2 separate regions of the Homo sapiens genome follow, and region 1 is linked to region 2. Evidence: chromatin contacts called from ENCODE Hi-C or POLR2A ChIA-PET data. All regions are on one chromosome and are shown on one strand. Each heading gives the region's core, a stretch centred on a gene start or an enhancer-like site at or near the end of the contact. The rest is flanking DNA. Distances are from core to core; before and after follow the strand shown. Region 1 overlaps G2E3 (G2/M-phase specific E3 ubiquitin protein ligase). Region 2 has its middle 290 kb from the start of G2E3.

What was found. Hi-C counts contacts between places; a loop is a spot of excess contacts on that map. ChIA-PET counts read pairs that join two places held with the same protein, here RNA polymerase II (POLR2A). Pooled maps may share reads with other maps.
Region 1: a pooled map shows a loop between it and region 2 (6-fold over the local background). The contact joins two enhancer-like sites. A Hi-C loop is called at or near these places in 1 of 37 single-sample maps with no recorded cell type and 3 of 50 pooled maps. POLR2A ChIA-PET finds 5 or more read pairs at or near these places in 1 of 52 experiments (H1).

The regions. Positions count from the first base shown.
Region 1 is chr14:30,608,044-30,613,625 of GRCh38, reverse strand. It overlaps G2E3 (G2/M-phase specific E3 ubiquitin protein ligase), which reads right to left. Exons shown (of 15, transcript NM_017769.5): 12 at 5,557-5,582; 13 at 1,247-1,419. Among named protein-coding and RNA genes, the nearest start is that of SCFD1, 11 kb to the left of the region's middle. Within about 2 kb of position 2,724, at least 3 of the 41 ENCODE cell types and tissues checked have a DNase peak (open chromatin) inside an H3K27ac peak, as active enhancers do.
Region 2 is chr14:30,268,342-30,274,195 of GRCh38, reverse strand. No RefSeq gene overlaps it. Among named protein-coding and RNA genes, the nearest start is that of G2E3, 290 kb to the left of the region's middle. RefSeq lists enhancers at 1-1,652, 3,202-3,703 and a silencer at 3,351-3,400. Within about 2 kb of position 3,400, at least 3 of the 41 ENCODE cell types and tissues checked have a DNase peak (open chromatin) inside an H3K27ac peak, as active enhancers do.

The DNA of each region.
Region 1 (5,582 bases), core at 1,475-3,974, 340 kb before region 2:
GACCAACCCACCAAAACTAAGAATCTCTAGCATCCAGACTGTGGTTGTGAATTACCCATTTCCCATTAAAAATAACAAAGGTTCCTTAGGCTAAAATGTACAAAATGAGTCTGAAACACCTTGTGATACCATATAGCAAAAAAGCTTACAAAGACCATTAAGGCTCACATCGAAAGAATTAAAAACAATAATATAAAGAGACTTATACTGGTCCAAGACATATAAACTTCAGTAGTAATAGTAACTATAAAGATTTTAAACACATCAAATATATTTAAATCTATGGATTAATGATACTACTTTTTTTTAAATGAATTTATCAGGTTTGAGATGATATCTGGTATTGGCTTTAAAATAATACTGGAGTCAATAACAAGGGTAGGATAAAGATGAACAAGACAGGCACAAGTTAATAAGTGTTAGATCTGGATGGTGATTACAGACTTTCATATGTGTATTTCCATTGTTTAAAAAAATTGTAAGAGTGTAAGGAGATACATAAGTTGTCTAACTTAGACCAGTGTTCTAAACTAAAGGACAGCAGGAATCATACATACCTTGTTAATCAAAGAACGGTCAATATATGTATTACCCAGCAGATAAAAGGTACTCAATAAATAGTTATTAAATGAATGCACAGAGACAGAATAGTTGGCTCATGTGGTAAGAGTTTTAAAAAGAATATTTTTTAGAAAAAAATTATAATCTGAAGCAGTGGTTATTTCTATGAAAGCATCATACATTTACACAATTCTTTTTTCATTTTTTTGAGAGGGAATCTTGCTCTGTCACCCAGGCTGGAGTGCAGTGGCATGATCTTAGCTCACTGCAACCTCCGCCTCTTGGGTTCAAGCAATTCTCCTGCCTCAGCCTCCCAAGTAGCTGAGATTACAGGAACCCACCACCACGCCCGGCTAATTTTTGTATTTTAGTACAGACGGGGTTTCACCATGTTGGTCAGGCTGGTCTCAAACTCCTGACCTCAAATGATCTGCCTGCCCCAGCCTCCCGAAGTGCTGGGATTACAGGTGTGAGTGAGCCACCATGCCCGACCTACACAATGCTTATTAAATGATCAGAACAGTAACCATCCTAAAAAGGCTTAAGTTATTATTTAAAAATAGCATTTAAATTTTTTTCTGAGAAAAACATCTCACTTATTACCAAATATATCTCACATTACAAGATAATTAACCACTTTAAACATGTAATTTGAAAGAGCCATATATTAATAGAAACAACTTACCTTTCAAAGGGTGTGTGGACTCTCTGAATTACATGGTAGCCAAGTATGTCTTTTACTAACATATATTTATCACTTAATGTCGTTATAAGTCTGAGACATCCAATTAACTCAAGGTAGTTATAGCATTCATTTATTATTGACTTTAAGTCAGCTACAGTTGTTGCAGTATTTATCTGTAATGAAGGAGAAAATACAGCCACTTTACTCATTTACTTTTGAGTGACATGCACATTTCAAATGATACTTGTTAATTTATACTCAAATTTCTTAGTACATATGGGTGCAGTAAAAGTAAACCAAGAAATATTCTTCTAGAATAAATGTCTGATCATCCAGTTCAACAAATTTGTCTATTTCTGCCTTCAAGAAATCCAGAGTATAATGCCACTTTACTACGTGAAACTATTTATAAAAAAGGAAATAACTGACATTGAAAAATTATATAGCACTAGGTAAGACTAGCTACTAGGGAGGCTGAGGTGGGAGGCCTGCTTGAGGCCAGAAGTTCAAGAACATCCTGGGCAACACAGCTAGCCCCCCTCTAAAGAAAAAAAAAAAAGGCCTGGTGTGGGTGGTATACACCTGTAGTCCTAGCTACTCTGGAAGATGAGGTAGAAGGATTTTGAGCCCAGGAGTTGGAGGTTCAGTGAGCTATGATCACACCAATGTACTCCAGCCTGGGTGACAGACTGAGACCTTATCTCTTAAAAAGAAAAGAAAAAAAAAGAGAAAAGTTACCTAGTACTAGATAGGCAAGAAAGATGACCTGAGAATTCATGAAAAAGAGTAACAGCTGAGAATTAAAAGATGGACAGAATTTTATCAAGAATATTTTAGTGAACAGCATAAACAAAGAAATACTTGGCCATTTATGTGCAAGACACTTTCATACAGGTTAGCTCTTAAAGGTACAGATGGAGAAAGTTAAAAATAGGAAACAATCCATTAACAGAAAATTTACTTGCAATTTCCTTTTCCTAAAACATTCTTAGAGATTTACATGACTTCTTTTCATTCATTCAAAATCTCTGCTGAAATCTCCTAAGTTTTTCATGACTATTCTGCTCAAAATACTATCTTTACACCCTGTCGGAGTAATAATTGGGTATATGTTGCCTCATCCCTGCAAACCCTCAACCCTGAGTTTCAGCTGGGCACATAGCCAAACTTTTGCTGCAGCTAGGTGGGGCTACATGACTGTTCAATGGGATGTAAGTAAAAACAACATGTCAAACTTCCCTGCTCTCAACTTCCACTTTTCTCCTTTAAGAGCAAGCTTCAACCATGTGGATGCAAACAATAATGCTAAGTGTTACACGATAATGAGAGGAAGGAACTCAAGTCCTTAGACGGTTTTGTAAATCACAACTCTATCTCGAAAACAGAGGGCCATCTGTATAAAGGGCCAGATAGCATTTTATGCTTTTCAAACTATATGGTATCTGTTGCAGCTACTCAACTCTGCCACTGTAGCGTGAAAGCAGTCAGATCAGTAGCAAATGGGCATGGCTGCATTCCAATGTAACTATTTACCAAACAGGCAACAAGCCAGAACGTGACTTACAGGCCATTTTTTGCCAACTCTTACCCTAAAATCTAGACAATGGATTTTACAGAACAGTAAACATCTGCCTTGTTTGAGCCACTGTCTTTCTGGGTCTATGAGATACAGAAGTTTAGCCTAAAACCTAACTTGTATATACTCCAACCCTTATCCATCTCCTTTTATTCTGTTGTATGTATGCATGTATGTATTTATGTATACATTTATTTATTTGGGATGGAGTCTCACTCTGTTGCCCATGCTGGAGTGCAGTGGCATGATCCCGGCTCACTGCCACCTCTGCCTCCCGGGCTCAAGCGAGCCTTTCAAGCAGCTGGGACTATAGGCGCGCGCCACCACACCTGGCTAATTTTTTTGTATTTTTAGTAAAGATGGGGTTTCACCATGTTGGCCAGGCTGGTCTCGAACTGCTGACCCCGGTGATCCACCCACCTGTTCTCCCAAAGTGTTGGGATTACAGGCGTGACCCACTGCGCCCGGCCATATTCTGTTTTATTTAGCATTATAATACATTTTACTACGTGATGGCATATTACATTTGTTGTTTATCTTCTGTGTTCTCTCTTAATGTAAATTCCAAGAAGGCAGATACTTTGCTTCACTACTCTATCTTTAGTAACAAAACAGTACAGAATACATAGTATTTCTTAAATAAATGAACAAACACTGGATAAAAAGTACAGAAACTGGAGTAGATAAAGCCATGAAGAGAGGTGAAGGTCTTAAATGCCCTAATGAAGAGCTTCAACTTCGTTCAACAGGCAATGAGAAGCCACTGGGGGATTCCTGAGGAAGAAAGCAATATGGTCAAAACTGTACTTTTGGAAGAATCATCCCAAATAAGAATATTAGAACAACATTCTAATTGTCTAAGCCTAGGGAAAATTTGAGTTTGGTAAAATAGGCACACTAGAAACAGGAAGGAAAGGTTGACAATAAGTCAGTCTTAGAGGCAGGTGACTTGACATATAACTGGAAAATGGAGGAGTATGAAAATGACTCTCCAAGACAGCTTGGAAGTAAGAAGTCTCTTGGAAAGAAAAGGCAAACAGGTAAAAACACAAAAAAGCCCCACAAAAAACAATCAAACAAAAAATTCTGGGAAAAATACTATTTTTATCTTAAACATGTTAGACTCAATGTGCTAGCAAGACCCAGGTCTTATCTGTATATAAAAGTCCGGGGGCTCAAAAATACAGGTCTGTAAATCATTCAGAAAGATTACAGGAGAGAAGAAGCTCTCCAAATAATAAAGAATGATGACTGTTAAGACAACACTGAAAAATGCTAAGTTTCAGGGGTAAGAAGAAGTAAGAAGCATTAAAGAAGAGAGAATCATCAGAAGTAGGAGGAAGTACAATATTAAATAAAATATTGCAGAGAAATTCTAAGTGGTAATTGCAGAAGTCACAGCAGATGAAAAATTAGAAAAGGCCTTTGGACATGGATATTTAGCTCCCTGGATATAAACTATGAACTAGCTAACTTGAGACTGGTGGTAGGGACAGAAGCCTGATTACAAGAAATAAATAGGAAATACGAAGTAGAGACAATGAAGCTTAAATATACTTTTTTTTTAGTAAAGAGGGCACAAAAAGAAAAACGAAGAATTAAAGGGTCAATTTAAAACATGATGTTAGGATAAGCAGTCTTAGGGCAAATAAACAGAATTGTTGTAATACACTGTAGCAACTCACACTTCAATAGTGCTTACTGTGTGATTTAGAAACTGAGGTTTAGTAAGATTAATATGCCCAAAGTGACACAACATATAGTAGTTATAAGAGTTGGCATTCAAAGTAAAATCTGACTTCCAAGCCTGTGCTTTTTTTTTGAGACAGTGTCTCCCTCTGTTGCCCAGGTTGGAGTGCAGTGGTGTGAGCTCAGCTCACTGTAACCTCCATCTGCCGGATTCAAATTATTCTTGTGACTCAGCCTCCAGAGTAGCTGGGATTACAGGCACATGCCACCACGCCTGGCTAAGGCCTATGCTTTTAATCATTAAACAACACTGCCTGTTAATTGAGACAATGGATAGAATATGCTTAAGTAGGAGGGAGGTTAAGGAAGAAAAGTTAAATGGCTTGCATTGTCTCAGTTTTTAAAGCAGTAACATGTTGGCAATGACACTTATATGGCATTATGATAAATGAGTGTTTGCACATGTGACATGTTTAGTACAGGTCCCATTATAAGTGCTGAATAAATGAACTATTTTTAGGCGGACGCATTAAGTCCTCCCCGATCCCTACCACTTGTTTCCCTTTGGAAGAAATTCAGCCTAGTCTTTCTCTCCATCTATCATTCATACCTCCCTATAGAAGGAAGGAAAAGTATTCTAACTGGTAAGCCAAATCCTTCCTCTCTTCAGACCCATCGGCCTCCATCAAAGTGCACTTTCATCTGCTTTCTAGCTTGCAATAGGGAATCTGCCTCACGTTGTCTCTAGCAAGGCAGGCAAATCCATGTATTTCTGAGGAGTATTCACAAGCCATGGTGAACACAGACCAAAATCACATTATCCAACTGGTTTTACCAACATTAAACGTGGCACTTTAATCTCCAGCCATCTGACTTTTAAAACTATCTTTTAACTGGTTCAGAACTCCACTGGTAAACAGAAATATATGTTTACAATCCCTAACTCCTTCATAGATAATACTATTATTTTATTGCAGATCAGTCATTTACATTAAAAGATACCTAGAATGTAGTGTGCATTTTAATAAACAGATACATTGCTTACCCTGATTATAATCTGTGCCACATCAA
Region 2 (5,854 bases), core at 2,151-4,650:
TTTCATTCGGTCCCTAACCTTGCTCTCTTAATTGGTATACACGATAAATTCAGAGTTATAGATTATTTCCTGTGGCATTGGTGGATTACAGCTCAAACCTAAAGTTTAAAGATTTAATTTTCTGTTGTTCTTAATGAAATAACCAAAGCAGCAGCTCCCCGTGGTGGGATATGAAAAGTAGTGTATAGATACCTACTAAAACATTTGCAGACCTCCTCAGTTTTCTGTTTTTAATGTGATGAAAATTTGTACAAATAACAAAGAAAGAATGTCATGGTAACTAAAACATTTCCTATACATGTATTTTAGAGGGAAGCTAAATCAAAGGTCTTCAAAGAATTACTAGGGTTCTTTCTAGGAGGTTATTGACAAATATGTAGTTTGTCTCTGGAGTTTGTGCCTCTTTCACAGATTGGTGTATTTGTGATCCCACCGGCAGAATAAGTGTCTGTAATTCATTTCTCCTTGTTAACTAGTGCGCCTTTGTGTAGAGGATGATTGGCAGCAAAGTCGGCTGAGTCCCAACGGATGAGCTTGTTAGCAAAACCCTAGCATCCTATCTCTAATAAAGCATATCAGCAGTACATTTTGTCCTATCTATTAGCCTCTCTGTTTCTTTTTTTGTGAAAAGCTGAGTGTCCCTTTGAAGCAATGACAAATAAACCCCTGAACTGAAGTGCTAGGCTGCCTTACGGACAGCTGGATAGTAAATGTCACACCGTGTAGAGAATGCCTATTATCAGAGTGAGCCATTTGTTCCCGGCCTTTCAGTATCTTAATGTAATACAAAATTGCTAAATCAAGCCCCATGTCTGTGACAGAACATAATTAATGAGAAAGCAGGAGCCAATTCAACACTCTTTATTGGGACCTAATTGGCTCAGGCAACAGAGTTGTCACTCAACAAGAGACTTCCTTTAAAGCAATTTTGTTCTTGGTTGTATTACAGAGCCTATTAAATTGTCCCCTCCTTGATCACACAAAGAAGTATCTGCATGCAATAATTAGCTTTTCCAGGGGGAATTTTTTTTAACTCATGCGATACCGAATCATTCTAAAACCGTCTGGAAAAACACCCAGGCCGTGGGGATGTGCTGCCATACTGAGCTGCACTGTAGGCTATTTTCCAGGCGGCCGAGGCAGCAGGGATCTGTGCTGCAGAAAGCTGAACAGGAGCCCCAAGGAAAAGAGAAGCATGTTCAAATGTGGAGGGTGGGAGGATGAGAGAGGGAGTGGGTAGAGGAAATTACTTTGATGGATAATCATAGCTCACGTCATAATCTGCAGTTAGAAAGGGCAAAAAAGGAATGCCTGTATGTACATATTTAAACATATGTTTAGTTTTTGTAGTCGTACCCAAGTCACTTAGAAATCAAAATTAACAAGGCCATGGCAGGGGTGGAGGTTAAATACATAGAGAAACCTGAATTGTCTAGAGCAACATTAATACATTCGACCACATCTTGGAGTTTTATGGGGCACGCTGTCTCAAAACCAGCACAAATATTTAGTGGCATGTGATTATTCATTACAATCTGAAATTTCGCTTTTGGGAATTGTGCTCCCCCCACCCCATTTAACAAACCTCAAAATAAATTTAGACCTGGTATTTACATTATTGTTATAAAACTGTTTCTTTTTTTTCTGTCACAGTATCACAGACTTCAAATAAATCTGTGCCTTCTCTTCATAAGTTTTAAGACAATGTGACATGCAGTAACTGGAGACCATGGAGAACTGAGCTTACAGTTGATACTGGCATTTGCTAGGATTTGGATGAAAAGGACACAACTGGTTAAACTAGAGGAAAAGCAAATGGGAAAGTTGTAGGAAATATACTTTAAAACATACAAATTAAGCAATGAATTGTATGGATGTTAAAACTGCAATATTTGAGATCAGAAAAAAATTATTAAAGGTTGATTTAAGTGACAGCACTTTGAACAGTCTAAATAAAGGCAAGTATGTGGCTCTTTTCTTGAAATATCTGTCAATATCTCCCTTCTGTGCCTTCAGAAACAACGCAGACTGTCTAGTTTGCATGGCAGCAGCATTTGGTTGGATTTAGAGAGAGCGGCTTGCCTCGGCATTGTTATTTGCCTCAATGTGGAAGTGCCAGATCCTAGGAAAGAAAGGAAAGAAGGCAAACCTCTAAAATAGAGGAGAGCTGTGCTGTTCTTGCTTTTCTGTGCAGTTTGGAGAAGGTTTGCAGCTGCTGAAATCCCAGGACTGTGCCCCAGCTATGACGGCATTATGCAGCAGGCGCTCAAAGTATAGTGTTTTTTAGGTTTTCCAGCATTTGCCGACATATTAGCTGTATTGCTTAATTGTAATTTACTTGCATCTACAGAGAAATCATTTTGTTTCCCACCCCCTCTCAAACCTACCTCTAAAGAGTGAGCAAAGTGGGATTTATGAATGCACTCTAAATGTTTGAGAAAGATTAGCTGTTATTCTATAGGGTATTAGAAAATAAAACTAACAGCAATACAAAAATATTAGTCAATAATGGCCTTTCCCAGGTGACTCTTGAACCTTGTGAAAGCACACATTCTCAACAAAGATTTATTAGTCTAGTCGGGGAACACATGATAATGATAGCAAGAGCTGCCAGAATTTAATTTGCTTTAATTAATCATTTGCTTCATAACACGACGATTTTCCCCCTCCCCCTCCCCTTTTGTAACTGTCTAGATTATTTTAAAACATTAGATATTACACTGTGGATGGCTGATGAAACTGAAATTGAATGCTGTAAAAGTTAGATTAAAAATTCATTTAACAGTATAAACATTTCAGAGTGCAGGATGGTGCCGATTAGGTCAAGTGAGTATGGAGTGATAAAACAGTCATGGAGCTGAGAGAAAAAATATTGTCAGAGGGCATTCAAACAGCTGAATTTAGTCTAATTTAAATGTTATAGCAGACACACAAAAATTGTTAACTAGAAATATCGTTATAATTACTCTTTGGTATTTTAGCAACACAGACTGGTAAGAAGTCAGAACCTAGGTTTAAACACATTTATTCATTTCACTGTACAAACAAGCTTTGGTTGCAACTGGAATTCGTTCTCATGGTTAGGCCAAGGGCCCTCCATGGAGTGCTGAAGCTGAGTCAAAGACCACCTCGCCTGGCCCTCGTAGGAGAATTAAATGGAGTCGCTCAGATTTCCAGGATAGCCAAGACACCAGCTATTTTCATCATGCTCCTCTGGACAGCACTGAGCGGCAAGTGTCTCCTCCACGTCTGGCCTGGGAAGTGGCCAGGCTCAGAGGCAGGGAGACTGGGCTCAGTTAAGCCTAACAGAGATGCTGGCCTTCAGCCACGAGGGGGAGCTCACGGACACCCCTACTGACAATGCAGTGCAATTGGCTTGAGAAGCTAAAGCTTTCCCAAGGGTTTGAAGAACGACACGGCGCCTGACATCGCCGCTGACGACTGCTGATGTGAACGCTTTTGTGTGACAGGCTGAGGGGAGCTGGGGCGGGGAAACTTACATTTGTCTAGGCTTAGTGACCAAGCAAAACGCTTGTGTTCCGAGGTCTTTCAGCTTCCTCCATTTTGCTGATGCCTCGATGGACAACCTCAGCACTTAATTCTTACCCTTGTCTTTGTGAGCCTCCCCCACGAGTTGATTGGCTGTATTAAACGGGATTAAGCCCAAATAAATGCTCAGAATTCTTCATCAGCTCCCCATCGTCTACAAGATAAACTTCCTTCGGGTGTCACCAAGGCACTGAATGAACTGGTCCCTTCCTGTGCCTGTATCTTAAGCGTCATTTCAGCTCTCATCCCACTCTACCCAGCACATTGCTCATTAGCTACGCCTACTTCTCAGTCGTGTCCCTCTAACCCGTTGCCTTGCCTCAGCCTGATTGTCACTCTTTACATCACCCATCTTTGATTCCCTCGGAAACAGTGCTCACCTTGTAAGGTTCCTGTGAGGATTAAATGAGGTAATTTAGTAGTATGAGCCTGGAATATAGACGGTACTAGTGAGTGTTAGCTGTTATTATTAAGGACTTGCTTACGATCCTGTCCTTACACTTTGTACAACTTTCCCCCATATCAAGGACATTATAGTATTGCTTATTCACATGCCCTTCTCCTCACGATATTATAATCCTCTTGAGGATTATGTTTTTTAAATTTTTGGATCCCCAACCTAACACGATGTTTGGCTGCCATGTTGTAGGTGCTCAATAAATGTCTCCTGTATGAACTAGTGGCTGTTTGTTGTAAAGCATTCTGCAGTTTGGTCACTGGCCAATTTTTAAGAAGTATATAAGACCTTAAGTATTTTTTAAAGAAGCAGACATTTGGGTGGCTGCATACCATTTTTTCTCAAGCAGGTTTTCTAACCGTTTTCAGAATCAGTTAACAAAAAACTCTCACAAGGCCAGGCATGGTGGCTCACGTTTGTAATCCCAGCACTTTGGGAGGCCGAGGTGGGTAGATCACCTGAGGTCAGGATTTTGAGACCAGCCTGGCCAACATGATGAAACCCTGTCTCTACTAAAAATACAAAAAAGCAAAAAAATTAACTGGGCATGGTGGCATGCACCTATAATCCCAGCTACATGGGAGGCTGAGGCAGGAGAATCATTTGAACCTGGGAGGTGGAGGTTGCAGTTAGCTGAGATCACACCACTGCACTCCAGCTTTGGTGACAGAGTGAGACTCCACCAAAAAAAAGAAAAAATAGTAACAATATAGTCCCAATATATATAACAAATATATATATATATATATATATATATATATATATATATATGTCCCAAAAATAGTAACAATATATATCTCTTTGTTTTTTCAAATGCAAATAGTATTTTCAAGGACAATCAATTCATTACCTAATTCATTAAAATTGATCATCAATGAACTCAAGATGTTTTCATAAACAATTCATCCTCTAAGTACGAAACTTGGCTGTCACTCACTCTATCTAAAGGCATCTTCCAAAATGAGTTCAATAGAGGCAGCAGGGATAGAGTTGGTGTGTATTTTCTCACTGCGGTTCTTTGATGGAGACTATATGCTCTGTTTAACTTTTAAGTTCTTAACATAACAAACGGTTCCATTTCCTTGTCTACTCTACAGAACTCACCTGAAATACAATCAATTGCAATTATAATTGTAGAGTAGTCTGACATAGTCTGCCCATCAAGGTGAGAAAATGAGAGAGGTAAGAGCCCTATTCTGAGCCTCAAGAAAGTTTCAGGCTGGGAGAATCACCTAATTTGGAATTTTGTAAGGAAAAGAACATTGAAATCTCTTGCTTCACCAACAGTGGAAAGGCTTATAGATACTCGCTGTCAAGAAAGCCAGTCTTGCAGCTCTTTTCAATTTCCTGGGAAGTCAGGATATCCACTGCAGCTCACGGCACACCTTCACAGTAGAGTCACAGCAAGCTTTGTGCCAAGGAACAGGACAACATCATAGAAATTTGGGGGTCTCCTTGGAATTCTTAACCCTAAAATGCAGGGGGAAATTACAAACTGGTATTCATATGATTGACTTTGAATCTCACTGAAGGGATGTGAGCTGAAGAAAAATGTACTGTCATTTGCTTGGTTCAGAATTTCTGAGTGTTGGGGGCTGGTAGGTAACTCCTGTGGTCCCACAGAGAGCATTGTAATCAAGGAGAGCTCTTTACATCCCCTCTAGCTCCCTGCAATACGCACTGGCAGAATTGGTTAAATGAGCCGCCATACTCTGGTCAATATGAATAGGCTTGTAAGATGCTCAGTTTGATTTAATGGCCACCCATGGACTTCCATATGCAGAAAGAACTGTCACATTCAGTCTGAATAAAGCTCGAAAAATCAACTACTCCATTTGGTGTTGTAGT